Regions from separate parts of the Homo sapiens genome. Here region 2 is linked to region 1. The links are chromatin loops, found by intact Hi-C in ENCODE. Cell type or tissue: mammary epithelial cell. All regions are shown on one strand. Each heading gives the region's core, and the rest is flanking DNA. Links, peaks and the distances in the headings are about the cores only. Region 1 overlaps BZW2 (basic leucine zipper and W2 domains 2). Region 2 has its middle 11 kb from the start of AGR3.

The links. Peaks named below come from ENCODE experiments on the same cell type or tissue, not always from the same donor. Only the 100,000 strongest peaks of a DNase experiment are listed, where the experiment ranks them.
Region 2: a loop joins it to region 1, with 10 times the contacts of the local background. A loop is called at or near these places in 3 of 110 quality-filtered maps.

Annotation. Positions count from the first base shown.
Region 1 is chr7:16,685,620-16,702,694 of GRCh38, reverse strand. BZW2 (basic leucine zipper and W2 domains 2) reads right to left here. Exons shown (of 12, transcript NM_014038.3): 6 at 16,655-16,790; 7 at 12,789-12,898; 8 at 7,691-7,861; 9 at 5,634-5,780; 10 at 4,509-4,647. Among named protein-coding and RNA genes, the nearest start is that of BZW2, 48 kb to the right of the region's middle. In mammary epithelial cell, for the core only: a CTCF peak has its summit at 6,873 (motif pointing left); no DNase peak of the experiment used is centred there.
Region 2 is chr7:16,884,914-16,901,988 of GRCh38, reverse strand. It overlaps the pseudogene LOC100131425. Among named protein-coding and RNA genes, the nearest start is that of AGR3, 11 kb to the right of the region's middle. RefSeq lists a silencer at 10,330-10,624. In mammary epithelial cell, for the core only: CTCF peaks have their summits at 9,658 and 10,462; a DNase peak (open chromatin) is centred at 10,448.

The DNA of each region.
Region 1 (17,075 bases), core at 3,377-11,376:
TTTAGTGATACTATTTGTCTGAGCTTTCCTTTTGAAGGTTGAGAGCACATTCCTGTGTTTTATTGCCTCACAGAGGCTGAAGGAGACCATGCAACTACTAAAATGCTTGTCAATGTCAGTGCTTGTGAAAAGCACACTAAATGATAGGTAAAACCTATCAAATGCATTGTTTATTGCAAATCTTGTGCCTTGATATTCTTAAGTTACCATTAATTGAGAATATTTAATGTTAAGAATAGGAAGGAGAATTTAAAATAAGTCTACATATTAACGGCGCAATGTGGAGTTCTTAGAAGAACCCAGGGTAGTAACAACTACTTGCTGAAAGATCAAACTTCTAGTACCAGAGAATTATTAATTAAAAGCTACTGAAGTATCTACACAGAGCACCATATGAGGCAAAGTATGAACATCGAAGAGTTTAAGAAGAAATTAAACTTCTATTTAGTGAAAGGAAAGGTCTGAAAAGGAAGGAACTCCTTGAGGGACAAAGAATTCAGACAATTTTTTCCCTCACTAAGGATAAAGTAGGGAAAAGAGTTAATTAAAACTGAGAAACCATTTTTGGTGGGATATTTCATAAATGCCTATTAGGAATATAGAATAACAGTAAAAGACAGTAAGAAAGGAAGACATTGTATGATGGCACATAGAGACTGGAATATATGTTTTCCCCTTCTATCTGGCCAACTTCTTCATAATGTCTGGTGAGATACATGTACCTTGAGAGCCTTCACTTCTCCCCCTCCAAATTACCTTTAACAAGTTAGGTGCCCTCCCTCTGTGGTCCTATCCCTTCTGACACCCTCTGTGTGAGGCTTATTTCAGCAATTGACATGGTGAGTGTAATTCTTTGTTTTCTTCTACATCCTGAAATTCAGGAAGTCAGGGACTATATTTTGTTCATCTCATTTCCAGCATTTAATGAAAGACCTGCCCTATAGTATCGATTCAACACACGTTTAAGGAATAAATTTGTTAACTTGATGAGAAAAAATAAATATTTCTCAATTTGTAGAGTTCTAATGTATTCATGAGGATCGAAGAGACAATACTGTAAAAGTGGCTTGAGAACTGCTAAATTTTAGATCATGTTAGTTATTTAGAAACTTAGTCTGAAACTATGTCACTTGAAACTCTTGAAATTCAGAAATTTTTTTATTAGGAATGTCACATAGGGACACAAGTCAAAAATAATTTACCCTAAGAATGCTGGGAATATATGCTGAGAAGGGCACTCACCCTTTTTTAGAACTAGAATAAAAAACTCCTTTTAGAAAAATTTGCATGCAGGATAGAATTTAACCTAAAAAATTTCTGCAAACAAGAAAACCCATGATAGAGATAATAACAGTACTTGACAAGGTAGTTTTACACATTTTAGACCATGCTGAGTCTATGGGACTTATCTTCAGGGAAAAAAGAAGAGAAAATTATTTTTAAAAGTCAATAATGTGATGCTTGAAAGTTAGCAATGGATTTACTGTTTCTTACTACCTTAAAAATATGCAAATCTAGATTTTAATACAGAGAGTCTTTGCAAAATGACCCATCACCACTTTTTTCTTTGCTGACTAGCATTATTTAGTTTATTTGCTTTTATTCCACTGTTATTTATGTAAAAGATTTATAAATCTTTCAATAATGATATTCAATTAAGTAATTAGATTTGCCAAGGGGGACATGGCTAATCATATGCCCAAGTTTCTGCTATCATCAAGTTCTGGACATGTTGGGAAAGGGGAGGTGTGTGTGTGTCCATGTATATGTTTGTGTGTGCTCTGTGTGTCAGAGAGAGATAAAAATGAAAATTAAAATGGAGCAACGGTTTCCATTACATTTTAAAAACTTGTTTTAGAGCACTACGTTCCTTATGACAAACAAAAGGAATCCACAGAAACTTGGTAAAAGAAGCAGAGAAGACACTACTCCATATGTGTAAAATGTGGGTATGTACATGAAATCAAAGGTAAGTATAATCTTGAACATGTCACTGGAGTTCATAGCATCTGTTGCTTCTTGAATGCTATACACTTTACACCAGTGGTCCTGGTACAACAGTCAGAGCATCAGCTTGGAAACTTGTTAAAATGAAAATTCTCAGGCCCAACCCTGGCCCTACTGAATCAGAATCTCTGGGGGAGCTGTGTTTTATAACAAGCTCTCTGGGTAATTCTTAGGCATATTAGGAAAGGAGTGCTTTAACACTCACTGTTTACTAAGTCTCCCTCTAGGCATATAAAACACGGAATGAGAGCATCCAAATCTTTACAGAAACAAATCAAATACATGTCTCCTGGTGCACAAGTGTTTGGTGGACAAAATAAGGTGAAAGTAAAAATCTGGCAAAAAAGAGACAAGATGGTAAACATAGTTAACACAGTAACGCTCTTAACGGTGGTATGGAACAATCATTCCTCAGGGATTGCATGTTCTCCAGAGAAAACATGGAATCATTTCACTTAAGAAAACAGACTATATATATCATTCTGTGGAAAATTACAAAATTACCTAGAAAATGGTATTGAAAATGTTAGTTCAGTGATGTGTTTTAGGTTTACATTTTTAAAAAAGTTTCCCAATTTCATTTCCAAAAATAACTAAGGCAGAAATAAAATTGATGTTGACACTCACCCTTCCTGTGTTCCCTGGGGCCAGGTCATACTTGCCACAGACCTCACTAACTTTAGGTTATTTAAACGCTGATTACCTAGTTAATCAATGAGCCTAAGAGCTCATGCCTCTTCTTTTTACTTCCTAGTGCTTACTTCTTGAGTTATTTTCTAATTTCAGGTCATACTGACCCTTAGCATCTGGGGCTGATGAAGAAGAAAAAACTCAAAGTAGCCAGTTTTACTACCTGTCAGTAGTTGTTATAAGAAGTCTAAGTCTAAAGGAAAAGGAGGTTGGCATTAGTGGTTAAAATGAGAAATCTGAAGGATTTTAATAGTTCATGTGCCACCTAGATGTCATTTCCCGTAACAATGGGTTTGCTGATTCTTTGTGATTTCATTACAATAATACGATAGGGTGCTCCTGAAGATGAGACTCCGACAACGATGTCTCAGTTAAAAAAAAAAATTGGTGAGAAACACTGGTTGGGTTATCTTTTATATGACAAGAAAGCAAACTATGTTCAGGTAACTAACTAGTTTACGAACAGTTTGGTTTTCCGTAGTGGAAAAAATTGACCACCCTCAAAACAAATGTGAAACCTGTCCCATAGGTCTCTCTGCCAGTTTTACAAATGGAGCCAGCTGTGGCCACAGAAGGTTGGGCCCCACTTCTCGTTCTTGGCTGCTGGGTACCATCTATGAATTGGTAACATGGCTTGCAGGTTTGGTTCTGATGGGTGGATCACTTTGGGTATCATTGGGTGGGGCCTAGTTTTAGGACACTGCTATCTTATGACTAAATCCAAGAAGACCCAACTCAGGTCTGGTTGGAGAAAATACCAATTACTGAACTTCAAGTGGCAATGGGTGGCCATCATATTTTCCTCCTGACTATTATAATTGTTGCTGAATACCTCTGTGCCCTGAAAAAGTAAAATATCACCCAAACACTTGTGGACAAGATTCATTCATTTGAGGAATCTACGTGGCCAATAAAAATTCATTGTGAAATGCTATTAAGCATTTTTAAAAGAGCTATTATTTATCTAAAACCTTTATTTTCCAAATTCCCAAGATATAATTCAAAAGAGACAAATTTAGGAACACATGAAAGGGAAAATAAACATTTGGCTGGTATTATTTTAACTTTTCTGATATGATATTTATGAACATAATAACATAAAATAAACATGTTATAATGTTCAAAATGTACCACTTCTTAAGTGTTCCTTTTTCTCCCTCACAAAACTACATAAATGTAGGCCCAAAAAATAGCCTAGGACATTTCTGTATGCTGTAGGTATACAGATTGGGATCGGTTAAAACCTTTAGCATTCATATTTTAGTGCCAGTTGTCATAGCAACCTAATCCTTATAAATACAATGAAAAGACAGTAAATGTGAAAACCTAAAAATAGCCATTCCCTTGGAAAACAGGAGAATGGCTGGGCCAAGTAACTAAAATACAAAGTAAAAAGGCTAATTACTTCAGTAATTTTAAAGTCAGATTTATGGTACCTAAAAGAGTCTGAACATAATATATATACTATTTTGATAATCATTGTTATTAGAGCTAATCCTTACAATTCAAAAACAGGCTCAATTTTATATAATTACATTTTTTTTCCACCAACCCCAAGAAACAATTACCAGTTCATCTACCAATGAGAAGTGCCCAGGGGCCTAAGCAGGGTTTCCAAGGCAACGCATATATGGCGTGTATGCCTCCTCTCTCTACATGGTATGGTTGCCTCAATAAAACTTTCACAAATTAGCATCTTGCTGTCCCTCTCTAAACAGAGCCCCATGACCTCCTCTGCCTCATTGCCTGCTCTGCCTCTCAAAGAGCTTCAGCAAAACACAGAAGCACAGCAGTGGCACGTGGATGGATACCTTTATAAAAGAGAACCACAATCTTCTGAAAGGCTTTCATGAAATGGATGTTGTCGTAGCAGTATTCCTGAACCTTCTGGAGGAGGATCAGCTCTGACTGGCCTTGGGAGCTGAACACGGCCAGCAGGGGAGCATATTGCTAGAACAGAAGTGGAGAGTAAAAGCCGTCACTTGCGTGGGAGGTACAGAGCCGACACTGCTGGAACTATAACAGTAACCTGGAGGGTTGCTTAGAAAAGACTGACTTTCAGGATTGACACCTTTTATCATCATATTGTGCCCAATGGGGTGAGGGGAACAGAACAGTAGGAACAAAGCAGTATAGTCGACCTGTGAGGGAACTGGGAAGAAGATTCACATTTTTTCAATGGCAGAGCCACAGTCCAATAATACAATGGATATTCTATGAGGATATGACCTCATTTTCGAAATATCCCTTAGACATAGCAGGCCAGCAATTATCTTTAATATAGGCAGATTCTCATATTTGGTCTCTTAGTGGGTACAGGGAAGGAATCTTGATGAGCTGCTGGGATAAAAAGCATTCATTTAGAAATATCCTTGACTTTCTGACACTGAGGCATAGCCATTGTTTTTCTGAGACTTACTCAATTCAATACTTATCTCTTCCAAAGGGCCTTCCCTGATCAAAGTAACATGGACAGTTTACTCACTGCTATGTTCTCATGAACGCTGGGTGCAAACTTGGAAAAAAATTAGGAAGTATATGTTTAGTCTGAGTCTAGGGTAATTGTAGTTGGAACCCATTTGTCATACTCTCAATTAAGACAAATTTGGGCCCGGCGTGGTGGCTCATGCCTGCAATCCAACACTTTGGGAGGCCAAGGCAGGAGGATAGCTTGAATGCAGGAGTTCAAGACCAGCCTGGGCAACACAGCGAGACTACATCTCTACCAAAAAATGAAGAAATTAGCCAGACGTGGTGGCACGCGCCTGTAGTCCTAGCTACCTGGGAGGCTGAGGAGGGAGGGTGGCTTGAGCCCAGGAGTTCAAAGTTGCAGTGAGCGCAGATCGTGCCACTGCACTCTCAAACAAACAAACAAACAAACAAAAAAAGCTGCAGTTTGCCCTTGGCTGGGTCAGTTCCTTGCTAAGGGCTGTTACCTTCAGGTGCTTCAGAGCCTGCTCTGCAACAAGTTCTTCCTTCTTGTTCCACTCAACAGCGTTCATTATACATGTCCACAGAAGACCAATCACTGCTGTTTCTGGAAGATCATTCCTCTTCATTTCTTCTTTGACATAAAGCACCACCTACATTACATGGAAATGGGGTCAGAAAGTAACAGGCAGATGGAGGGCTCCCATCTCCCCGCTAGCTGCCCAGTCAATCAAGGTTTTGGGGCAGCTAAGAAACAATCTGCTTAGCTTCTCCTTTCCTTGTCTGCATTCTCAGACTGGAAGAGGGAGAAAAACTATAATGATTTGTTCTCAAAGCAAATTTATTTTTAGTCCCAAAATTAATAGGCTTAGCTCTGGCCAGGAGCTGCTGGATAATGTGGAGTAAGAGAGGATTTTTGTTTCCTCATAGAGAAACCCCTTTGAGTCTAGTAGAGTAGGGATACTTGAGCCAGTTTGACTTTTTGGAGATTTAAAGAAGGCAACAGCGTTGTGAACTTTTATCCCATCCCTAAACTTTAAAACCTCTTGATGGATACCATCTTGGGTTTGTACAGGTCCATTCTCCACAATTTATTCTTCAATGATTACTTTTGATGATCCTTATGCCCCATCTCAGTGAAAAGTTAATTTGTAAATAAATTGTAAGTGCAAAGGCAATTTTTAAATTTCATATACATCAATTCAGCAGTATTCAGCAACTTATTTTCTCCTTTGAATTATGTATAAATATGCAAATTTATACTCAACCCTGAGAGTATGGAATATAGGCTTGCCTAAAATTTATTTGAAAGGCTTTTTCCTTTTAAAATAAAATAATAAATAGAGGTTTGGGCCTCAGAAGTGATTGAAAGTCATCGTATATCTCCAGCATACTACTTTGTGAGTAGTAGTAACACCTTTTTTTTCCCTCCCTTTTCTTTTTTGCTGGAAACACATTGCTTTCTTGACTTCTGGCCTGGAGTGTAGAAATGCCAGCAGTGACTTGAGCAGCCTTCAAAAGCAGAAGGAGCCGGGCAGTCCCAGTCCCTGTGCTGGCTGGAGGAAGCCACATAAAAGTGTGACATCCTGGCATCTACAAGCATCACAAGGCTTTTTATGTTTGCTTCTTTTCCCCATGGAAAATAATGTACAAATTCTTGCTTGGAGAAATATGATTAAATATACTGCTATCCTTAATACCATGAGACTTAAGAATATTTGTCATTCCAACACCTCCACCTGCTGGATAGTATCAGTCCTACATTCTCCAGGCTTCAACCATGTGAGCTGCCAAGCAGGGCTTGGAGCATGGAAGGAGGTGTGGGTCAGGCATTTTAGAGCACGTGGAAAAAAAGAAAGGACGCTTTATATTAATTTTTAAATTGTTGCATGAAAGATTTTAAAACTTCAAATAGAAAGCTCTCTCCAGATACACTAAAAATAAAAAAAAGATATAGTCATTGCTTTGTGAACTATAGCATGTATATATAAACTATGTATATGCGTATTATAAAAAATATAGCTTTTACATTATAGGGAAACACAGCTCTTCCAAGTGTGAGTGGGATTAAACAAGTCACTGATCCAACTAGTCTTTTCCCATGACAGGAATTCAAACTTTTTTCAAATAAAAAGCCTGTTACATATTCATACAGAGTGATGAACAAAAAATCCAGTGTTAATTCCAAACACTAGACAAATGCTTAATCAGGTTAGATAACCTGCAACAAAATTTTAAAACTACCATATAATGGGCTATACTGATAGTGGATGGTCAAATCTCTTTGACAGATGAAATATTTTGAAAATCATAGCAGCCTGGTAAAATAAGTCAGTTGTGTGGAAATCACTATTAATTTCTGGACCATCCTAGAGTGTTAACAAAAATGGAGGATTCTAAATCAATACTTTGAAGCTGAGTTAATTTAAATGGTAGGAATAAGTGGACAAAGTTTACAGCAATAAGCATAGGACAGACTTGTTAAGGAAAGCCTTTGCTACACAGCCCATGTAATTCCTCTCATTCATGTGTATTGAGGTGATGTCTGCCCGTGGTCTCCCACCTCCTTGATCGGGCATTCCTGAGAAAGACGCTCCTGGAGCTCCTTCTGCAGTTCCTTCCTGGTGCCCAGGGACTGCTGGACTCGGAGGAAGTCGGAAAGCTCCTTAAGACCTGCGTCAGTGAAGTATTTAGCAAAATGATCCACACTCTGTCTGTTAACTGGAAAGAGTTCCTGAAAAAGGGAAAAAAGACTGCTATAAAACAAGCCATTCAAATTTCAGCAAGCATAAAGGACAAAAGTCTTCATTTCACTTAGAATATCTCACATTTGGAAGAAAAGAATAAAGACTGTTTTACAAAACAACAAATCTCTGGTATATTTACTGAGCTAAACATCTTCTGAAATCAGGCAGTTTCACAAAGAAAAAGAAAAAAAGGGTAAGCAATTGAGATAAACTTGGACCCTACTGTGGCAATACTGAGAGATGAGGCTTTTAAAGAGTTACTGGATTATAAGGGCTCTGCCCTCATGAATGGATTAATCCATTCATGGATTAGTGGGTTATGTTGGGAGGGGACCTGGTGGCTTTAAAAAAGAGGAGGGGAGACCTGAGCTAGCACACTCAGCCCCCTCGCCATGTGATACTCTGAGCCTTCCTGGGACACTGCAGAGTCCCCACCAGCAAGAAGGCCCTCACCAGATGCAGCCCCTTGACATGGGACTTAGCCTCCATAACTGTTAAGAAATAAGTTCCTTTTCTGTATAAATAACCCAGTTTCAGGTATTCTGTTATAAGTAATAGAAAAGGTCTAAGACACCTACCCTACCAACTCTAGTTTATTACATAATTCTGATGGAAATTTTCAAAAAGAGCAATATACCATAGCTGCTCTCATATTTTCACCTCATTTCCATTTTACCCTACACAGTTTGGCAGAATCTCAGTAACACTTAGTCATGATCTAATCCTGGGTGAGTTCAACTCCCATCTATGAAATTAAGATGATTTTCAAAGTTCTCACATTTTTCAGACTGCTGCAGGGTCTAAAAAATATATCCAAGCTTTTGTATTGGTTAGACTTGCATATATATGGCCAATGGCTATGTGGTTCCAGAAAGAGCCTCAGTAGATCTGCAATGGGTTTGCCACCACCTATAGGAACACAGCTGGAGGGCTCCTATGTCAGGATTCAAATTTCAATGTTCTATCATCCTATTAATTTCCCCTGTTGAGTCATATGTTTCAAAAATGTCAGAAGAGAGCTGGTGGGAGCAGCTATCAAACACGCATTCATAATAAAGCAAACATTTTATACCACACTGAAACTGCGTCACTGATATTTCCTCTACTGCTCCACATCTTCCAAATCTGCAGGGAAGGGAACTAATGTATTTTTATTGAGTTTCTTCTATGAATCAAAATGTACTGGCACTTTCCTCATAATAACTGTGTAAAGCAGACATTTTTCTAGACGGTAAACCAAGTTTCAACAAGGTTAAGCAGCTTGACCCAATTTATGCCACCAAAAATATTTAAGAACAGAGCTGTGTGCCCCCAAGTCAATACTTATTCCATTACTCTGTGCTAGCATTCAATATTCTATTTAGGAAGAGTGTGACTGCAAAGTTTGATTTAAAGTTATGTTCAGAGCAATATGCCATTAAACATATCACTCGTAGTTCACTTATGAACTACATTCCAAATTCTTATGAATAGTATATAATACATTGAAAATCATTATTCAGATTAAGTTGAGGGGAAGCCCGTCTAAATCATACCATGTCATTTTTTGACTTGGAACATGGTTTGTATTTTTTTAGAGAAACCATACCGTGGTACAAATCTGTATCATCTCATCCCTAGATTAAGGTCTCTCTGCTTTTGCTCTTGCTCCTGAGTCTATTCCCAAAGTGACAGCAAGAGTGATCCTGTTGAGAGTCAAAATCACATTACACACCATTCTGCAGAGAATTTCCAAAAGTTTTCTATCTTATTTGGAATACAAGCCAAAGCCCTAGATGATATGGGCCTTGCTACTTCTCTGAGCTTATCTACACTTTTGCTCTCACCTGCTCTCCCCTTGCGGTCCCCAATATCCCATGCCCCAAGGCCTTCCCATTTCCCATTCCCTTTGCCTGGAATGCTCTATGTGGAGATATTTAAACAGTTCACTCCACACCTCCCTCAAGTCTTTACACCAATGTCATCTTATCACAGAGGGCTTTCCACCACTGAAAGTTACAGCCCACATTTGGAAGCTCTTTAACTCTTTCCTACTTAATTTTGTTTTGTTTTGTTTTGAGACGGAGTCTTGCTCTGTCACCCAGGCCGGAGTGAAGTGGCGTGATCTTAGCTCACTGCAGCCTCCACCTCCCGGGTTCAAGCAATTCTCCTGCCTCAGCCTCCCGAGTAACTGAGATTACAGGTGTGCACCATCACGCCCGGCTAATTTTTTGTATTTTTAGTATAGACAAGGTTTCACCATGTTGGTCACGCTGGTCTTGAACTCCTGATCTCAAGATATCCACCTGCCTCAGCCTCCTGAGGTGCTGGGATTACAGGTGTGAGCTACCACACCTGGCCCCTACTTAATTTTTACCTTTATTATAATACATATTTTACGGTTTTTAGTTTATGGCCCACTCTCCTGAAATAGAATATAAGCTTCATGAAGGAAAGGGTCTGTTGGTTTGGTTCCTTTCAATCTCCCCATCTCTTGGAAGTTTCTGGCATATAATATAATCGATACATACTTATTGAATAAATAATGGAAGAGATCAATATCTTTGATTTCTTAATCACTATTCTCTTTGTCAGTAATAAGGGTTGGCTTCTCCCATCCCCTCACCTCTCTGAGTTGCTATAAATTGCTCTTTCTTCTGTATTGTAATAGTGGGTGATAGCTAAAGTCTAGTAATACACAACTTTTCCTAAAATGTAGTAGTTCACAGTTAAAGAGAATTTTGTTGTATATGTTCATAAAACAAAATTTCCTCCTAAAGAGTGGAACTGACTCACTAGTTCCTCATTCTTTTGTTGATTCAACAAATATCAGGCAGGCATAGTGCATAGGCAACTACGCTGTTCTCACCCAGTTTATATGTTTCTCGCAGAAACCACCACCTATGTTCCATATATATACACAAACACACACATATGTACACACACACACACACACACACACAGAACCTAGTAAAAACAGCTAAATGACATGTGTTTCCAAAAAGAAAATGAATTTTATAAATGAAGCCATCTAATTAAGCTAACCAGGCTATAGTTGTGAATATCTTTAAGAAAATTACTGCTTTAAGAAATAACCGGATAGATTGTATCTTTGTTCCCAATCATACACCTTCTCTTCTTCAAAAGAGTATTAAGAGAACCCCCTCCTTGCTATGTCTATCTGCAGAGGTGGAGAAGCAGCCTATTAGTGGATTGGATTTTCCCAATCTATTGCCAGGCATGGCAGCGTCCATAGGTGAGTTTTTAAGGTACTTGAGACGTTCAGTTCAGTCTCTGTGTTCTGGTACTTTGCCATGAAGACAGAATGGCCCAGATGGGAGCTGCTCCCTCAGCCTGTGCCCGAATGAAAAGGCATGTGGAACTAAGCCAGGCTTAGCCAAGATAGAGCTAATCTATAGACAACCCACAGCCTCATGGACAAGAAATATGTTCCCTTCATATGAACCTCCACCTTCCTCAGCAACCTATTCACTTATCTTCTGTGACTTTTGCTTCTGTTTACAGGGATTTGCCCTAAGTCCACTAGAAAGTAGGTTTCACGAGGGCAGGCAACTTTTCTATCCTGTTCTCTACTGGCTCTGCAGCTTGTGGTACCATGCCCAGCACAGGGTAGACATTCAGGAAACATGAGGAATGAAAATTATTATGAACTAGAATCTAGACTTCTGTACCTTTTTTACCATAATCTAAAAACTTTAAACACACAAATCTATTTAAGGTAAACTTCAAGAAACAAAGTATTCTTAAGTGATTTAAATTGCAAGTATTTACATTTAAAATTACTTTCATGTGTTCTTGAGGAAAAGAGATAGTCTTAGAATTATCTCATGGGACTGGACCCTTGCACACTGAAACACATTGGAAGAGAACAACAGAGAACAGGCCAGGTGAAGAGATGGCAGCGCTGTGTCTTATTTTTACACTTCATCCTAGAACTGTAAAAGCAATTCCACCTGGAGAAATCTTGGCATTTCACAGCTGCTGCATCAAGAAGAAAGAAATTGTAGGGAGCAGATAGAAATTACAAGAACAAAATATTTTTCTGGATTTTCTTAGAAAAACACAAAGATGGAGAAATAAAAATATAATCAAGCAATTGTGACACAATTAACTTGTTTAATTTCTGCAACAGCTTAAGTATTTCCAGGGAAATCTTGTTTAAACTTTTATTTTGTTAGCAAACTATTTAACACACATTTGAGATTAGCACAGTCTGACTGCTACTCAAGACAGACATCACAAGTATTTGATTAAGTGAGATTGATGAAATTTTTATCATATTAAAACCTTAAAATGTCTAGAAAGTTATGATTATAGGCTGAGTGTGGTGGCTCACGCCTATAATCCCAGCACTTTGGGAGGCTGAGGTGGGCGGATTACTTGAGGTCAGGAGTTCAAGACTAACCTGGCCAACATGGTGAAACCCCGTCTCTATTAAAAAAAATCCAAAAATTAGCTGGGTGTGGTGGAGAGCACCTGTAATCCCACCTACTCGGGAGGCTGAGGCAGGAGAATTGTTTGAACTCCGGAGGCAGAGGTTGCAGTGAGCGAGATTGTGCCATTGCACTCCAGCCTGGGTGACAGAGCCAGACTCTGTCTCAAAAAAAAAAAAAGTAAAAAAGTTATGGCTATAAAACAAAGTCTTAATTCTGATGAAATGTTAATACTATGTCAACAAACTTACAAATTTGGAAGTCTATATTCTTCACAATTCTTTAATTTTATTGTGCCATTTGTTCACAAAATAAAGATTAAAATGAAATTAGCTTCTACTACCAATTACACAGAAATAAAAGGAACAGTGCTCCAAGTCAACACAGATCCAGGGATCTTACTCATATACTACATTGCAGGCATTGCTTAAGCTCCAAGAAAGGCATCATACATACAACTCTTTAACCAGAAAACACTTACAAGCAGCCTCTTGTCTAAGTTGGCTTTTCTCAAAGACGAGGTAACAGAGTTGGCATCTTTTTCTGCCATCCATGCTTTGAAAAGCTTGACAGCAAATGAGGCCGCAATGCCTGTTGAAAAACAAAAGAGAATTTCATTCCTTTTACGAGCAAAACCAATTGTGATGGTGTGCAAAGCAACCAGGTTTCCTGAAATGTGTAAATAACTAAAAGACTAATTTTGGTACAAATGAAAAGTCAATAGACCTCTAGGCAAATTCTCCTCTTCTCATTACTCAAACTAGAACATTTTCAGGAAAAGGAAAATAAATTAAAATATTTTTCAAATTTGGACTCCTTGAATCCAACCTGGTCTAACTGCAAGTTTATTTTATTTTACCTTGGTCAAAAACATATTTCACACCCAGTATCTTTGGTGTTATTGCCTTTATTTCACCCTCTGGTTCATATGTATTTCATCTTTATAACAGTGATCTTGAGGCACAAGAAAGTAAATTAGGAGACACAAAACTGTAATGTCACCTTTATCAAGTAATTTGCTAATAAAGGATGCCAGTACAAGAACACTGATAGTGATAGATACAATAAGTATTGCTACGAATAGATGAACACATATCATTTACCTTAGTTTTGCTTTTTATAAAAAGCATTTTATTTATTTATTTTTATTTTTATTTTTGGGGGGATGGAGTCTCACTCTGTCGCCCAGGCTGGAGTGAAGTAGCACGATCTCGGCTCACTGCAATCTTCACCTCCTGGGTTCAAGTGATTCTCCTGCCTCAGCCTCCCAAGTAGCTGGGATTACAGGCATGCACCACCACACCCAGCTAATTTTTGTATTTTTAGTAGAGACAGGGTTTCGCCATGTTGGGCAGGCTAGTCCTGAACGCTTGACCTCAGGTGATCCACCTGCCTTGGCCTCCCAAATTGCTGGGATTGCAGGCATGAGCCATTGCACGCAGCCATAAAAAGCATTTTAAAATATTCTTGAGTTAAGCTATAAAAATACCAAGGCTGTTTCAAGTTAAACTCTTCTGGATTTAAAAAAAAATCATTATTAAGCTAGTTATGTTAAATCAGGAAACCATTTAATCACATGTCCACATTTACATTACCACTTATTTCCAAATAGAAATAATCAGATAACAAGAAGACAGTTCTATGAACACTTCAAATTTCTAAATTTATGTTGCGGTTATTTAATGAAGAGTTAAGATGTAACTGAAACATTTAACTGATTTTTCTAAACTGAAGGTTCTACTATTGTTATGAGCTAATGATAATGTGGCCTAAGCAGCCTCTATTCTCTTTACCTCCTTCCTAAAAGAGGTCCCCTTTTATCCAGTCCAGGTGACTACTGATTAGTCTAAGTCCTGGTACCACCCCTTTCTGATGATTAATTTAGTGACCTCGCTTAAGCTCATCTGCCCAAGGCACGCCCCTGGCAATTGCTACTGGACCTGCACTAGTCATGCAGCCTGTGTCAGCCAATCAGCTGAAGGAAAGATAAATTATCCTCTGTTCAGGAGAAGTGTTCTTCCACTGAACCTGAACCAGGAAGAATATGCCATAACTGTGTCAGCAGGCATCTTATAACAACTAGAGGGGGCACCATCCTTGGGATGAAGTTAATGCTATGAATGATAACAGGAGAAAAATACTTAAGTCCTGAATGATACTGCTGTTCAGCCTGAGGTCTGTCCTAATTTTCTATTTATTGTTACATAAGAAATCCATGTCCTTATATACCAATTTGACCCAGGTCTTCCAGCAACTGGAAAGTAAAAGCATTTAATTGGTCTATCATTCATATAGACACCAACTAAACCTGATTTTCTTCCCTTGAATAAGCAAAGAAACTAAGTTAAAAAAAAAACAAAAACGGCTATAACAACAAAACATGCATTACACCTTAACTGAAAGTTCATGTTAAACAACTTAAGATGAATTTTTAGCATTATCATTAGCTCATAAAACCAATATAAAATTTAATATAAATTAACACTAGGCTGTAATCTGTATCGTAAAGAAAAACTACGCTTGAAACTAGGAGCCTAAAACTGAGATTTAACTTTCTTTATAGTTACTCCTCTGAGTAGGATAATCCCATCTCCCTTGGTCATTTATTGGATGAGCTGGGGAAAATGATTAATTTCTTAACCATTTTCTTTATTTCTTTTTTTTTATTTTAGATAGTCTTTCTCTGTTGCCCAGGCTGTAGTAAGATGATGTGATTATAGCTCACTGTAGCCCCAAACTCCTGGGCTCAAGCAATCCTCTTGCCTTAGTCTCCTGAGCAGCTGGGATTGTACAGGTGTGCCAACACACCTGGCTAGTTTTTAAATTTTTTTTTGTAGAGAAGAGAGTCTTGCTTTGTTTCCCAGACTGGTCTCAAACTCCTGGCCTCAAGCAATTTTTTTACCTCAGCTTCCCAAAGTGTTAGGATTACAGGCATGAGTTACCATACCCAGCATTTTCTTAATCCTTTTCCAATTAGGAAGCAAGGGTTTAAACCTCTAGTTTGTAAAAGATGGCAGAGTTTAAGGAAAAGCCATATAACAGAGGTACTATGTTACTTCCATAGCAAAGTTATTTTTCTCCTCACCACCCCCCAAACATTTTACTACAATAATTTCCAGACATACAGAAAAGTTGAACAAATTGAACAATGAACATTCACATGCCCACCATCTAGTTTCTATAACTAATATTTTGCCGTATTTGCTTTATCAGATATCTATCCACCTAATAACGTAATTTTTGGATATATTACAAAGGAAGTTACAGACATCACTTAGGTTTTTAAAAAAACTAGAAAGGCAATTATTTTCTGTTATGTTGGCTAGGATAATTTAAAATAATTAATGATTAACATTTATATTCTATGTTGACTTTCTGTGTGCAAAATGGCTAATAGCAAAAATAAGATGTGTGTTGTATTGTGAATTTTCTTCAGGGAAATACTTTAAAATGTCATAATACTAATAACATCTAACAATTACAGAGTCTGAATTGTCATAAATCTGAGTGATTTTAAGCTAAAAACTAGGAAGAGTCTCTGAATAAGACCAATTGACTCTCAATTTACTATTCTTTCCTTAGCTACAAGAAAACTATGACTCCTTTCTTTCACTATAGGCATGAATGAAGCTAGGACTTCATATATGTAGGAGGAAAACTTTAAGTTCTCAGAAGAAACAGATGTTCTCACAAAAGCTCTTTTAATTTATTTTTAAGGAAAAATAACTGTTTTGTGTTGCATTGTAATTTGACTATCATTATCCTCCTACAAGTAAACAGCCGACTTTTATTTTATTCTATAACCAAACCATGGTATGCATGCCTATCCAACCCTTAATGCCTTAAAATTAAAACAAGACTCCTTCTAATGCAGCAGACTTAAAATTGTTTTCTAAAACTGAGACAATGAGTATCTTAAAAAGTGCAATCAAAATGAATATCTGAGCATCAGTTTCTCTAGACCTTGAGAGGGGAACAGTTTTTGTTCTTATAATAGGGGTGAAAGTTAAAGGCTGCCATTTTGTGTCGAAGGGCAAAAAGATTACCAGATCGATTTCGGGGTATTTGACCTAGGCATCAAGTCTTCCATGAGATTTTAATTTGCTATTAGTCTTTCTTAATATGTCTTTGTACAGGTGTGCATATTTTTTCCTTCAAACTTCCTACAATTAACAAGTCCACTCCTTTTATTATTTGAAAGGCAATATACACCCATACAAAGATATTCTCTTAAATGAAGAATGAGTAATAGAGGACACCAAAAAGAGCCACTGGCATTTTTCTAACTATCTGTGACTTTATTTTTCTTTTGTTGTCTGACAGGCGAGAAAACAGGAGCCTCGTTACCTTCTTTGACTAAGCTGTCGGTGAAGAGACTGGTGAGGATGGTGGCGGGCAGGGTGCCATTGCCCAGCAGAATCCCCGACAGCATCGCCAACTTTGTCTGCTCTGTTTCGGAAAAGGCTTTAAGGAAGAGGAGAAGCTGTGGGTCAAAAAAAAAAAAAAAAAAAGAAAAAGAAAAAGAAAAAAAAAGGAACCATGTCTATGAAGCAAAGGACTGAAGTGGGAAGATAAACTGTGAACATCCATGGCTACGTGGCACACAAACAGAAGGTCATATGCAAAGCATAGTAATTCATTTCATGATAAACTGGATGCTGTGGAAAGTGACTTGAGCAGGCAGAGTTCCTTTCTTCTCAGTTAATTTACTCACAGCTGTAGATAACATTCATGGAAAGGAAAAGAGATATTTGGATGATATGTAAAC
Region 2 (17,075 bases), core at 5,482-13,481, 200 kb before region 1:
GAAAAGAAAAAGTCTCAATAGATAAATAGAAGCTATTAAAAAATCAAAAGGAAATTTTAGAGCTGAAAAATACAGTAACAAAAATTAAAACTAACTAGATGGGCTCAACAGCAGAATGGAGAAAACAGAAGAAAGAATCAGTGAACTTGAAGATAGAACAAAATAAATGACCCACTCCAAACAACAAAAAGAAAATTGACTGGCAAAAAATAAACAGAGCCTCAGGGACCTGTGAGACCATAACAAAAGATCTAACATCCATGTCATTGGAATTTTGGAAGAGAAGGAAGGTAAGGCTAGAAGAATATTAAAATAAATAATGGCTAACAAATTTCCAAAAATGTAAATGACAGAAATTCACAGATTTAAGATTCTGAGTGAATCTCAAACGGAAAAAAACCCAGAGAACTCCTCCTAGAGACATATCATAATAAAAAATTCTAAATAACTAAATACAAAGAAAAAAATCTAGAGAGAAAAATTATACATTACCTAAAGGGAAAAAATACATTATCAATTAATTTGTGACAACAATTCAAATGACAGCGGATTTATCATCAGACACTATAGTGAACATTTTTCAAGAGCAGAAAGAAAAAAGTTATCAATACAAAATTCCATCCAGTGAAAATACCCTTTAAAAATTAGATGGGGAATCAAAATCAGATAAAGAGAAATTGTTGCCAGCAGACCTACCCTGAAAGAATGGCTAAAGGAAGTTCTTGAAATATAATGGAAATAATAAAAGATAGAATCTGAGAACATCAGGAAGAACAACAGAACGAGTAAGAATATAAGTAAATACAACAGACTTAACTTCTTGAGTTTTCTAAATTATGTTTCAAGGTTGAAGCAAACATTAGAACACTGAAGTAGCTCTTAATTTATATAGAGTAAATTTTTAAGATAATTGTATTATAAGAAGAGGAAGGTTAAAGGCCATAAATGGAGATTAGTGGTTGTCATGGCTTAGAGTTGAAAGAGGGAAGAGGATGGGGTGACTATAAAAGGATAGTATGAGGGAGATTTTTGTGATGATGGAATAGCCCTATATATTAACAGCATAAAAACTGCACAGAACTATATACGCATTTTGTGGCAATACCAGTTTCCTGGCGTTGTTATTGTATTGTAGTTAGGTAAGATATAATCAATAAGGAAAACTGCTGAAGACTATGCAGAACCTCTCTGGACTATCTTTGCAATTCCTTGTGAATATATAATTATTTCAAAATAAAAGCCTTTTTTTTTTTATTTTAAACTTTCCACAAATAAAACTCTAGTTCCAATTGTCTTTATGGTGAATTCTACTACATGTTTAAAATAAAGAAATGGGGGCATGTTTGGACGAGAAAATAGGTGGAGGCAAGATGACTAATTAGAAAGCTAGGGTCCACGGCACTCACAGAGAGGAAAGAAAAGGGATGAGTGAATTCAGTACCTTCAACTGAGGTATCCAGGTTCTTGCATAAATAGGCAAGCAGCTGGACCCATGGAGAACAAAGAGAAGCAGGGAGAGGCAGCGGCCTACCCAGGAGTGGCACAGAACCAAGAGAACTCCCACCCTCAGCCAGGGGAGGTGGTAAGTGATTGTGCAACCCCGCCCAGGAAGCCACACTTCCCCTATGGATCTTTGCAATCTGTGAATCAGGAGATCCCCTTGTGAGCCCAGGCCACCAGGGCCTTGGGTCCAATACACAGAGCTGTATGGAGTCTTGGCAGAGCAGCCACTCAGGCATGCAGAGACCTAGAAGTTTTACATACTCTGACCCCCAGGTCCCTGCCAAGGCGGAAAATCCATCAAACAGAAAACACCACCACCACCAACAACAACAACAAAACACAAAAACCCCATTCAAAGGTCAGCAACCTGAAAGATTGAAGGTAGATAAGCCCATAAAGATGAGAGATAATCAATGAAAAAAAAAGCTGAAAACTCAAAGAGCCAGAATGCCTTTTCTCCTCCAAATGACCACAACACTTTTCCACCAAAGGCACAGAACTGGGCTGAGGGTGAGATGGTTGTATTGACAGAAAGAGGCTTCAGAAGATGGGTAATAACAAACTTCTGAGCTAAAGGAGCATGTTGTAACCCAATGCAAAGAAGCTAAGAATCATGATAAAATAATACAGGACCTTATAGTCAGAAAAGCCAGTTTAGAAAGGAACATAACTGAGCTGATGAAGCTGAAAAACACAACACGAGAACTTCACAATGCAGTCACAACTATCAATAGCAGAATAGACCAAGTGGAGGAAAGAACTTCAGAGCTTGAAGACTATCTTTCTGAAATAAGACAGGCAGATAAGAATAGAGAAAAAAGAATGAAAAGGAATGAACAAAACCTCTGGGAATTATGGGTTATGTAAAGAGACCAAACCCATGACAGATTAGGGTACCTGAAACAAACAAGGAAAATGGAACCGAGTTGGAACACATACCTCAGGATATCATTCAGGAGAACTTCCCCAACCTAGCACAAGAGGCCAACATTCAAACTCGGGAAATGCAGGGAACCCCAGAAAGATACTCCATGAGAAGATCAACCCCAAGACAAATAATTATCAGATTCTCCAAATTGAAATAGATGAAAAAACATTAAGGGCAGTCAGAGACAGAGGCCAGGTCACCTACAAAGGGAAACCCATCAGACTAACAGTGGACCTCTCAATGGAAACCCTATAAGCCAGAGGAATTAGGGAGCCAATATTCAACATTCTTAAAGAAAATAGTTTCCAACCCAGAATTTTAATCCAGCCAAACTAAGCTTCATAAGCAAAAGATAAATAAGATCCTTTTCAGACAAGCAAATGCTGAGGGAAATCATTACCATCAGGCCTGTCTTTCAAGAGCTCCTGAAGGAAGCACTAAATATGGAAAGGAAAGACTGTTACCAGCCACTACAAAAACACACTGAAATATAGAGACCAGTGACACTATGAAGCAGCCACACAAACAAGTCTGCATAATAATCAGCTAGCATCATAATGGCAGGATCAAAGTCATACATAACAATACTAATCTTAAATATAAATGGGCTAAATGCCCGCAATTAAAAGACACAGAATAGCAAGCTGGATAAAGCTCTAAGACTCATCAGTATGCTGTCTTCAAGAGACCCATCTCATCTGCAAAGACACACACAGGCTCAAAATAAAGGAATGGAGAAAAATTTACAAAACAAATGGAAAACAGAAATAAGCAGGGGTTGCAGTCCTGGTTTCTGAAAAAACAGACTTTAAACCAACAAAGGTAAAAAAAAAAAAAAAAAGACAAAGAAGTGCATTACATAATGGTAAAGTGTTCAATTCAACAAGAGGGAACTATCCTAAATATACATGAACCCAATAGAGGAGCACCCAGATTCATAAAGCAAGTTCTTAGAGACCTACAAAGAGACCTAGACTTCCACATAGTAATAGCGGGAGACTTTAACACCCCACTGACAATATTAGACAGATCACCAAGACAAAATTAACAAAGTACCTAAATTCAGCTCTGGATCAAGTGAATCTGATAGATATCTACAGAACCCTCCACCCAAAAACAACAGAATATGCATTCTTCTCATCACTGCATGGCATTTACTCTAAAATCGATCACATAAGCCAAAGTAAAACATGCCTCAGCAAATGCAAAAGAACTGAAATAATAACAGATAGTCTCTCAGACCATAGCATAATCAAATTAGAACTCAAGATTAAGAAATCCACTCAAAATCACACATCTACATGGAAGTTGAACAACCTACTCCTGAATGATTCTTGGCTAAATAATACAATTAAGGCAGACATCAAGAAGTTCTTTGAAACTAATGAGAACAAAGAGACGATGTACCAGAATCCCTGAAAAGCAGCTAAATCAGTGTTAAGAGGAAAATGTATAGCACTAAATGTCCACATTAAAAAGCTAGAAAGATGTCAAGTTGACAACCTAACATTTCAACTGAAAGAACTAGAGAATCAAGACCAAACAAACCCTAAAGCTAGCAGAAAACAAGAAGTAACCAAGATCAAAGCCAAACTGAAGGAGATAGAAACACAAAAAACCCTTCAAAAAATCAGTGAATCCAGGAGCTGGTTTTTTGAAAAAAATATTAATAATAAAATATACCACTAGCCAGACTAATAAATGAGAAAAGAGAAAAGAATCAAATAAGCACAATCAGAAATAAGGGGAATATCACCACTGACCCCACAGAAATACAAACAATCATCAGAGAATACTATAAACACTTCTATGCACATAAACTAGAAAATCTAGAAGAAATGGATAAATTCTTGGACAGTCACACCCTCTAAAGACTGAACCAGGAAGAAATTGAATCCCTGAGAGACCAATAACATGTTCTGAAATTGAGGCAGTAGTAAATAGCCTACTAACCAAAAAAAAAGCCCAGGACCAGACAGACTCACAGTGGAATTCTACCAGAGGTACAAAGAAGAGCTGGTACCATTTCTACTGAAACTATTCCAAAAAATCAAAAAGGAGGGACTTCCCCCCTAACTTATTCTATGAGGCCAGCATCATCCCGATGCCAAAACCTGGCAGAGGTACAACAAAAAAAGAAAACTTCAGCTCAATAACCTTGATGAACATTGATGCAAAAATTGTCAATAGCATACTGGTAAACTGAATCCACAGCATATCAAAAAGCTTAAACATCATGATCAAGTTGACCTCATCCCTGGGATGCAAGGTTAGTTCAACATATACAAATCAATAAACGTAATTCATCACATAAATAGAGCTAAAGATAAAAACCACATGATTATTTCAATAGATGCAGAAAAGGCCATCAATAAAATTGAGCATCCCTTTATGTTTAAAACTCTCAATAAACTAGGTATTGAAGGAACACACATCAAAATAATAAGATCCATTATTGACAAGCTCATAGCCAATATCATACTGAATGGGCAATAGCTGGAAGCATTCCCCTTGAAAATCGACATAAGACAAGGATGCCCTCTCTCATCACTTCTTTTTTTTTTTTTTTTTTTTTTTTTTTTTTTTTTTTTTTTTTTGAGACGGAGTCTCGCTCTGTCGCCCAGGCTGGAGTGGTGCAGTGGCGGGATCTCGGCTCACTGCAAGCTCCGCCTCCCGGGTTCACGCCATTCTCCTGCCTCAGCCTCCCGAGTAGCTGGGACTACAGGCGCCCGCCACTACGCCCGGCTAATTTTTTGTATTTTTAGTAGAGACGGGGTTTCACCGTGTTAGCCGGGATGGTCTCGATCTCCTGACCTCGTGATCCGCCCGCCTCGGCCTCCCAAAGTGCTGGGATTACAGGCGTGAGCCACCGCGCCCGGCCTCTCATCACTTCTATTCAACATAGTATTGAAAGTTCTGGCCAGGGAAGAGAAAAGATAAAGTGTGTTCAAATAGGAATTAAGGAAGTCAAATTATCCTTGTTTGCAGATGACATGACCCTATATCTAGAAAACCCCAAAAGCTTCTTAAGCTGATAAGTAACTTAAGCGAAGTCTCAGGATATAAAATCTATGTGCAAAAATTACTAGCATTTCTATACATCAACAACAAGCAAGCAGACAGCAAAATCATGAATGAACTCCCATGCACAATTGCTACAAAAAGAATAAAATACCTAGGAATACAGCTAACAAAGGAAGTGAAGGACCTCTTCAAGAACTACAAACCACTGCTCAAAGAAATCAGAGGAAACAAACAAATGGGAAAACATTCCATGCTCATGGAAATGAAGAATCAATAGCATTAAAATGGCCATATTGCCCAAAGTAACTTATAGATTTAATGCTATTCCCATTAAATTGCCACTGACATTCTTCACAGAATTAGAAAATACGGTTTTAAAATTCATATGGAACCAAAAAAGAGCCCAAATAGCTAAGACAATGCTAAGCAAGAAGAACAAAGCTGGGGGCATCATGCTATACAACTTCAAACTATACTATAAGGCTACAGTACCCAAAACACTGGTACTGGTATAAGAACAGACACATAGACCAATGGAACAGAATAGAGAAATCAGAAATGAGACCACACACCTACAACCATCTGATCTTCTACAAACCTGACAAAAACAAGCAATGGGGAAAGGATTCCCTATTTAATAAACGGTGCGAGAGAACTGGTTAGCCATATGCAAAAAATTGAATTTGGACCCCTTCCTTATACCATATATAAAAATTAAGTCAAGATGGATTAAAGACTTAGATATAAAACTTAAAACTATAAAAACCCTAGAAGAAAATCTAGGCAGTACCACTCAGGACAACCATGGGCAAAGATTTCATGATGAAAACACCAAAAACAATTGCATGGAAAGTCAAAATTGACAAATGGGATATAATTAAACTAAAGAGCTCCTGCATAGCAAAAGAAACTATCATCAGAGTGAACAGGCAACCTACAGAATGGGAGAAAATTTTTGCAGTTTATCCATCTGACAAAGGTCTAGTATCTAGCATCTATAAGGAACTTAAACAAGTTTACAAGAAAAGAAAAAAACACTAAAAAGTGAGCAAAGAACATGAACAGACACATTTCAAAAGAAGACATACATGCAGCCAACAATCCTTTGGAAAAAAAAATCAGTGACACTGATTATTAGAGAAATGCAAATCAAAACCACAGTGAGATACCATCTCATACCAGTCAGAATGGCTATTTTGAAAAAGTCAAAAAGTAACAGATGCTGGTGAGTTTGTGGAGAAAAAGGAATAGTTAAACACTGTTGGTGTGAGTGTAAATTAGTTCAACCATTGTGGAAGACAGTGTGGCAATTCCTCAAGACCTAAAGACAGAAATACCATTTGATTCAGCAGTACCATTACTGGTTATATACCCAAAGGAATATAAATCATTCTATTATAAAGACACATGCACATGTATGTTCATTGCAGCACTATTCACAATAGCAAAGACATGGAATCAACCTAAATGCCCATCAATAATAGACTGGATAAAGAAAATGTGGTACATATATACCATGAAATACTATGCAGCCACTAAAAAGAATGAGACTATGTCCTTTGCAGGGCCATAGATGGAGCTGGAGGCCTTTATCTTTAGCAAACTAACACAGGAACAGAAAACCAAATACTACATGTTCTCACTTCTAAGTGGGAACTAAATGATGAGAACACATGGACACACAGAGGGGAACAGCATAAACTGGGGCCTATTGGAGGGTGGAGGATGGGAGAAGGGAGAGGAGAGGAAAAAATAACTAAGTCGTACTAGGCTTAATACCTGGGTGATGAAATAATCAGTTCAACAAACCCCCATGACACAAGTTTACCTATGTAACAAACCTCCACACATAACCCTGCACTTAAAATAAAAGTTAAAAAAGTAGAAAAGAAAAAAATCAGAAAAAAAATAGGTGAGTGGCTAAAGAAATTGAGATCTGTTTATATAGTGGAATAACACTCGGCAATAACAAGGAATGAACTACCAATACAAGACATAACATGGATGAATCTCAAAAATGTGGTTAGCATAAGAAGCTAAACACGAAAGACCGCATTCTATATAATTTTATTTAGAAAAGACAAAATTAATCTATACAGACAGAAAGAATAGTGGTTGTCTAGGGTTTAGGGTGGGCCATTGACTACAAAGTGGCACAAGGAAATTTTGGAAACTGATGAAAATATTCTGTATCTTAATTGTGCTAGAAGTTACATAAGACTTTCTTCAAAAGTCTTAGAAATGTAATTTTAAATGAATGCATTTTATTCAAATTAAATATCATTAAAGATGTAAAAGTATATATGTGTAAGTGTGTGTGTATATATATATATATTTGTATATTTTTCTAGATTCAAATCATGCCACCTTCAGTAACATCATAGTTAAGTCAGTCACCTGTTGTTGACACTCATTCTGGCTCCTCATGTTTTCTGCCCCATACAGACAAAAGTCATTGCTATATAAAAATAGCTACTGGTCATTTTGCCCTGTGGTCTCTCAGATATACCAAGGTGACTTTGAGCACCTTCTTTCTGCCGAGCCTCCTTTCCCATGTGCACTCAGTCATCATTTGCCTACCATTAACAGGGAATACTAATGAAGTGGAAAGGGGCAGGATATATGGATAGTATGCAGCTCTAGATTTAAGTATTGTAGTCCCTCCTTCTCATTTGCATCCCATCCAAGTTACATTACTCTTTGTCCTTTGCTTCTCACTGTGTTCTGACTCAATAAGCCACATAGTTTGAGGTCTTAATTTGGTCTATGAGACCTTGGATCCTGACTTCTGAAACAGTAGCATTGTTAGAAGCTATCATGGCATCATGGTAATTTCTCATCTTGACAAGACTACAATCTAACTATACACTGTGAAATTCAAAGATGTACAATGGAATCAACCTTAAGAATTGGAATTTTTAAGACATTTGAACAAAAAAAAATACATGTAACAATGAAATAGAGAGAAAACCCCTAAGTAAAAGTGGCCAAACAATGAGAAATAGTGGAATTAAAAGAAAGTAATTTCACATAATAGTAGAAAAATACAGTTCATCGTGACATCAATATGTCTCTGGTATTGGTGAGACAAGGTCCCCAATCATGATGATAATCAGTGATTGTTACAGTTATAGTGCCAAATATTAATAACATGTTCATATTTTTAAATTGTATGCTCCATTCACACTTTTGTCAGTGAACACTTGGCATAATTAAAACAGCGTGGCACAGACACATTGAGATATACATAGGTAGTAGTCCTCTTTCTTTCCATTATAAAAACAGCAGTTTTAATGCATGCAAAGATTAATATAACCCAGATAATTTAGCTGTAAGTTTCGTTCTGAATCACCAAGAAAATGGTACAAGTATTCAGAAGAACAGCTTAAATAATTACAGTAAATTCAAAACATTACCAAAATCACTGGTCTGAAATCAGTCATAGGTCCGTTTCTTCTCAATGAGAATAATCTACAGAAAACAAAAATATCAATCAAGTATCAAATAAGAATTAGGTAACTACTATGGGCTCAGTAATCTAAGCACTGCATACGATGTGAAAACACCTTGAACATGAAAACTGCCTGCTCTTAGGCCCTTGAAATCCAGTCTTTCTTCTTCAACAAATCTACATGAAACAGTTTACATATATTGCAAACTGGTGCATTAATTCTCATGTAGAGCAAAGGAAAAAAATCAGGACACTTTAAAACAAACTTTGTCACCAATACTGAGAACCCCACTCCTATCCCCAGTATCAGTCTACTAATTCCTGGGATCACCAAGGTAATGTAGTTATGTTAGACACGAGTCTGCCTTTCTGAATCTTCTGAGCTGTATCTGCCTCTTGATGCCCATCAGAATCAAGGCCTTCATCACAGCTTGAAAAAAGAAGATGTAGACATGTAAAGACCAAGCTTCTCTCTGCATATTTCATAAAATTTCCCTCCATGTGGGACCTTCCCATCACTAAAGCAATGTAAAAATTAGCAGCCCAGACCATTATCAAGAGGGTAATGAGAATGAACTTTGATACTTGTACTTGGAACCTAAACCAGAGATCTTGTGGGCTCTTGATAAGCCAAGTTATATATACACAGGCTGATATTCAACCAATAGATACTGGTACAGTCATCCCAGTTATTAATATGTCAAAGTACTTCCCTCAGGAGTTGATAAATAGGTACTGCAGCAGTTGTTCCCCATCAGGTCCTCCCTACACCCATATGGAGCACCCTTATTTTCCCCTGGAAGCCCTAGCCATCGCTAGATTTAATTCATTGGTACCTATGCTGCATCAATTGTTAGATATTCTGAATCTATTCCAATAGTGTGTGCCAGTTCACACACATAAAAAGATATATTTAATATAATATCCCTTGGGAGGATGGACTTTTCAGTTCACCCAGTTGCCTAGCAATAAATGGAAACATTAGTTGGGTCCCCTGCCCTCCAGCTGTTTGTAGATATTTTGCTTAAGTAAACAAATGTGACTGTACCTGGTAATTCTACTCTTAACACACAAATACCAGTAACCTGGGGTTCTTCACATCTTTAAGCAAAGAAACTTTGGAAACACCTGATAAAGTTTATAATTGAAGAATATTTGAAAGACAACTTAAGCTTTAAGCATTAAGCTCATTAGAAGAACTAGACTTAGTGATCTGGTCCAGTAAAATTCTCGTTTAGAACCTATTAGGAATATTCTGCACTGAAAATCCTTGGGGGCCTCTATCAGTTCTATTATCTATTAGGGGAAGAAATACCAAGATGTGCAAAGTGGTTAGGAGTTGTTCCTAGTCAATGTCTTAGGAAAATGAATGCAGCTGTCATACATATATTAAAATTCTCCTTTTTCCCCATGGCAAGGTGGATAGGCAAATCATATCACAAGTTCTTATCCAGGAACTTTGCACCACAATCTAAACATGTCTCTTTCCTCTACCATGTTCAAGTTTCACTTCACTGCTAGGTTGCCCGCTCTGCTTTCCTTTGATTGTAGTGACATCTAATGTCAGAGTCAGAGAGTAGCTCAGCTCAGCTCCTGTTCAGTTTCCAAATTGACTCTTCAGGTTGTAAACCCACCTCCTCGGCAGACAGACAGCTCACTAGGATAATTTGTTGGGCCAAGTAAAACATGAACAAAACTGAATTAAACTTGTTTAAATTGAAATGCAATTAGTACTTGAATCATGAATTTTCAAAACTGGCTCCTTCTCCTCTTGAGAGAAGTCTACCCTCTAAAAAATCATGTTTTGGGAAAATACCTAATACATCAGTCCATCTTATTGCTAAGAGAGTTTTCTCACTAGTTCCTGGGCTTAGTGGGCTCACTTGAATAATAGTTATATAATAAATAAGAGAAGCTAATATTTATTGGGAACTCATCAACTATCATTTTTTAAATACTCATTTATTTTCTCTTCCAAAAAAGGGAGCAACTTGACCTTTGTATTTGCTGTCTTATCTTCATTAACTACCAAAGAGCCTGCTCTAGGGTAGGCCCACATGTTTGGGAAGGTACTGCCTGCTTTCTGTCACTTTTCATGTTCTCTCACATTTCATCATTACAACACTTCTGTGCGATAAATATTATCAACATTTCTATTTGCATTAGTAATTTCTCTGTGGTCATGGTGGCTACTGAGCAGGATTGGAACCCAGACATCCTAGCCCCAGAATAGAAGGACCACTGGAGGCTGGATGCTCAGGGCAAATGGCCCCATGATCACTTCTCCTCGCATAACTAACAAGTCATGACAATTGTTAAGGCAATGACAACAATGTTAGAGGAAGTATCACAAAAGGTGGGATTGAAATCAGTGGTCACACTGTGAAGTAAGGTGTGAAAAGAAAATTCTCTTTTCGTGTTCATGCTTGACTAGAGAATCAATTCCTTGTCATGATCCCCTATGGGCCCACTCCTCCAGATGCCAGAACCTGTCTACTCTCCTTCTCTAGGACTCCCACTCTTAACTACTATGCATACTGACTTCCATAGTGGAAAGAACACAAAATTTGGGTTCAAATGATCTAAGTTTAAGACCAGGCTCTGCTACTTACTGTGAGTTTGGACAACTCACTCAACCTATGTTAGGTTCAATTTAAAGTGGAGTAAATGGTAGCATTCTATACAAGATGCCAAACTCAGCCCACATTCTTCTATTTTGAATATAGTAAGGAGACAATTATACCCACTTGGAAATGACAGATAGATGTACTTAGTCAAACTGAAAATTCAAGAAATCTCTCTAAGACAGCACAGACAGATGTGAGGACTGACATGCCCATAATCTAATACGTATAAAAGACAGCCTGCAGGGCTTAAGGGAAGGGACAGCACCTGCCTCCAAAAGGTTTGCAGTGGGGCCTGAAAATAAAGCTAAGTCATGCAATGATTTGTGGGAGAAATTGTTCATTCTGCTGGCATTTCCAGGAAGTACAATAAAACCTGGAGTCTTCATGCAGTGGGGAGCTACAAAGGCAACCACAGTGTAAACCTGACAAAGGTGCTGGCTTAGGAAATGAGGTCACTCTGGAGGTTTAATAGCTGGCTAAACCCCTTACAGAAGCATCTTATCATACAGATATAAAAACAAGATCTGTAGTCATAAACAAAACAATTTGAAGCTAGAAAAGAGGTTTCAAACTGAAAAGTGTGATTGCTAACTTTTTTACTGTAATGGGAACAATAAAGAATAAACTGACTACTACAAGGATCAAATCGGTTAAAAAAAAAAAAGAGAAATTCAGGCCTCTGTGGAGGCAGACTAAAGAGATGCAAATTATAAAGGACACATAGATAATAATGTCAGATTTCCAATACAGATGGTCTTACTACGGTTTGACTTATAATTTTAACTTTATAATGGTGCAAAAGCCATATGCATTTAGTGGAAATCATACTTTAAATTTTGAATTTTGATCTTTTTCCAGGCTAGTAATATGTAGTAGCAGACTCTCTTGTGCTGGGCAGAGGCAGCGAGCCCCAGCTCCCAGTCAGCCATGAGATCTGGAGGGTAAATCAATACTCTACAGTGCAGTGTGTTGCCAAACGATTTTACCCAGTTGAAGGCTAATGTAAGCGTTCTGAACACATTTAAGGTAGGCTAGGCTAAGCTACAATGTTCAGTAGTTTAGGTATATCAAATGCATTTTCAACTTGCAATATCTTCAACTTATAATGTGTTTATCAAGATGTAACTCCACCGTAAGTCAAGGAACATCTCAAATCTGGAAAACAAGTTTTACAGAAATAAAGAGTTGATCATAATGAAAATCAATAACCAGCTAGATGATAAGAAGAAACACTTCTAGAAACTGAACACAGCCTTGGGTGTTTATAATTAGACACATTTATTGAGTCTTAGGCAAAATTAAGAAGTAGCAATTTATATTTTATAATACCTTGATGAATTTTTTAACCAAAACACTTCTATTTTAGTCTTCGAAGAAACTCTTTTCTTCTTTTCCAAGATAATCATGATTAACTTACAAAAATGGGTATACATCTTCAAAACATTTCCCTTAATAGGAAACTTAGCTTTACAGGATCTAAACACTAAAAGGCAAAAAAAAAAAAAATCTATTTTCTTTTCATTACAAGACAAAACAGAATCCAGCATAAGTCAAGGAAACACATTCATACCTCAGGTCCTCCTCCTCCATGAACCAACATTATTATATTATTTCCGTTTAGCAAAATCTGATCTAATTTAGTATTCTTTCTTCTGGTGGGATTTCAAACTCAGTGATATCTTGCAGTACCATATTGACAAAGTTATCAAATCCTAGAAGAGTATCAACAATTTCCTTATCAGTTTTCATCACAATGAGAATTTTTGATTCTTACATTTGTCTACAAGCTCTAGCAGTAGCAGCTGTAAGGAGCTGGTACTAGTGTTAGCCGCCATAACTGTGATGGAAATGGCCTTGGTTAACATTTTTTTTTTTGGACAGAGTCTTGCTCTGTTGCCCAGGTTGGAATGCAGCGGTGCCATCTTGGCTCACTGCAACCTCCGTCTCCCAGATTCTAACGATTCTCCTGCCTCAGCCTCCTGAGTAGCTGGGATTACAGGTGTGCAACACCATGCCCAGCTAATTTTTGTATTTTTAATAGAGACTGGGTTTTGCCATGTTGGCCAGGCTAGTCTCGAACTCCTGACCTCAGGTGACTCGCCCGCCTCAGCCTCCCAAAGTGCTGGGATTACAGGCGTGAGCCCACCACGCCCGGCCTTGATTAACATTTTTAATTTTAATAACAAGCAAATAATTCTACAAGCTTCTAGACAAGAAAAAAAGATAGGTCACACAATAACGACAGATGGTCCTCAAACCTTTCTTCCATACCAAATAGAAGATGGTGTACACTAAACAGTCAGAACCCTCAACAGCTATATCTAAAATGTACTGAACTATGAATAATCCAACATTCAAGCAAGCTCTCATTCCCATGAGATGAACAAAAAGGCATTTTAGACTTACAAAGATTAATTAATATCACCAATGTACCCTTCTTCTAAAATTATACACACACAAAAATTTTACCCAGCCTATTAGTAAAGTAAAATAAATAATGATAAAGATATGACATAAAAGAAATTTCAATCAAAAATGAAACTAAATGTCAAAAAAGTTTAAATATTTAATTATGAAATAAGCAAATGCTAAATAATGTTATCAATTAAGATGCTGCCTGATAGCTAAAAGTAACAAAAACTCAGCTGGCTTAAACAATACGAAGAAAATTTTTTTCTTAGAAAAAGCCCTAAGATACGACAGTTTCAGGCTGGAGGCTGGTTAAAATGGTGATTCTAATATTTTAACCAGCCTTCAGCCTGACACAGATTCTCTCCATCTTTCTCTCAGTCTCTTTAAGGTACATCAACGTTGTTCTTCCTAAGCATCCTCATGAAACTAAGGTGGCTGTCAGAGTTCAATACATTGCATCCAGATCTGACTATATCAGTGGAAATGGGAGCCATTTTCTTTACATTTATTGATTTTTATTAACGAGAGGAAACTTTCCTTATATTTCCCCTATTTCATCAGCAAGAATTATATCACATGTTTATGCCTAAACCAACAGTGATTTAGAAAGATGACCACCATGATTGGGTAAAAATAGACCAGGGGTTCAGCCTCATCACTAATGACATTTTGGGATGGATAATTCTTTGTTGGAGGGAGCTATTCTGTACATTGTTTAGAATCCTCCTTGCTCTCTACCCACTAGATACCTATAGCACCCTCCCCAATTGAAACAATCAAAAATGTCTCCAGACATTGCCAAATGTACCCTGGTTAAGAACCACTGGAATACACTAATCAATCTAGCCCCTGAGTCTGGCTATGGGGCCCACCTTAAATATAAAACAGCACGGTAGAAAGGGAAAAGCTGAACCAAATCAGTGTTTCAGAAAAGAGAGCTATATGAAAGAAAAATAGTCTTAAGTAAACAACCAACAATATTTTGTACAGTAATTCTTTAAAAACAATATATAGCAATGGTAAAAATATGAACTTAAAATTCTGTATTAATCAACTAAGAGGGGTCAGGTGTAGTGGCTCACACCTGTAATCTCAGCACTTTGGGAGGCTGGGCAACTTAGTGAGACCCTGTCTCTACAAAAAACACAAAAATTAGCTGGGTATGGGTGGCACGTGCTTGTGGTCCCAGCTATTCTGGAGGCTGTGGTGGGAGGATCGCTTGAGCCCAGAAGGTAGAGGCTGCAGTGAACTGTGATCATGCCACTGCACTCCAAGCTGAGAAATAGACTGAGGCCCTGTCTCAATAAATAAATAAATAAATAAATAAATAAATAAATAAATAAATAAAATCAAGAGGGAAATGAATGAAGAGTTTTAGCAGGACTGAGGACTGTCAGTGTATGGTTTAATCATCAAGCACAGAAAATGTCAATTTGTACTTACAAGAATATACAATTTAGTTGACTTTTAGAAATACATCTTTGAAAACTAATTTTCATTGTGGATTTGTATATACAATATTTAGCCCTTAAGAAGAAGATCAACTAGAGGTGCTATATTCTCTTTCAGGAGATAATCTTCTATTAGAATTTTTGAAGCTATCAAAATAAAATGATTCCCTATGGAAAGATTCATAATTTCCCTAGAAACATACTTTATTCTATGGCTTGGTGCTTTTATGTCTGCAACTTATGAATATATTTATTTTTTCATGTTAAAACATAACTTTTAAAACTCGGATCACATTATAACACCTTATTTGCCATCTTAAAAATGTTCTTTATCCTCTAATCTCATGGTAAGACCACATCCATATTCTCCAGCCTGTTGAACGGAGCCAAATGCCCCACACATCACTCAAGAGCCCTACCACTCTTTCCTCCCCACACCCGTTATTGTCTCCCTCCTTTCCCTGCTTCTGTTACTCTCTGGCTCTGCTTTCTTCTTCCCATTTTCTGTATCTATTCTTCATCTACTTGAGAACTATTTGGGGATCTCACTTCAGATTTACCATGGCTGCCTCCCAGCTCTGCACAATCCATTTTAATTTTATTCATGTCTTCCAAAACAGGCCCTCCCTGACCTGGGCTGAGGAAACTGGCCAGGCTGAGTCCCTGATCTCCACCATGGCAGGAAAAAATGATATGCCTGTTTAAGATATAAAAGCATTTTTATGGGAAAAAGTACAAAGTTATCACGACAAGCTACAGGTAAGAGCCTGATTGAAGGACTTGAATCTCTAATCCAAAAGCTACATGCACAATTCTACTTAATCTTACTTAGCTCACAGGGCAAATACCAAGGAATAAATCTCATTTATATTTATATTGTAAAAATACCACAGGTTTATCAAGTGTTTAGATGTAATACCCTGCAAGTTCAGAGACTTTATGCTTAATGGAAATAAAACATTATTGTTTTGCAATGGGAAGTGTAACTAATTTTGACAGAGCAAGAACCTGTAGGTTACAGACATTGATTATGAGAGGCTTATAAAAACACTATGCATTTAAATGTTTGGTATAAAATTGCACAGCTCAATAATGAATTCTGGAGGTATCTATTCCTTTAACCCAAAGAGTCTTTTTTCTCCAAACCCAATATTTTTAAAAATAACTATTTGCCTCTACAGGATTTAGAAAACAGTGATACATAAATGCTCTCTGCAAGACATTATTCTCTTTCATTTACTGAATAGTTTCACAAATACCTGTCCTAATATGGTACAATCTTCAATATTATTACATAAAAAAGAGGTTCAGAAGTATTCATTGAATGGCACCATTTGTGTTAATATACAAACATAAATAGGTAGATGTATAAACCGTTATTGCCTCAAGAAGACCCATAGACTGGGCAAGAGGAATACCTACTTTCCACTGTCAGCCTTTTAAAATGTATATATATTTTCTTAGTAAGAGACTGATAAACTGAAATACAGACAAACAGATGGACACATACACACACACACACACACACACACACACACAAAGTGAATAGGTAATCCTAATCCTATATTTAACCAATGATTTATGTGACCAATTAAACTTGTAAAAATATAGAACAATGCCCTCAAAAGAATCAACTCCAAGAGCAAAACAGCTTGATTTATTATTAAAAGAGTATATAA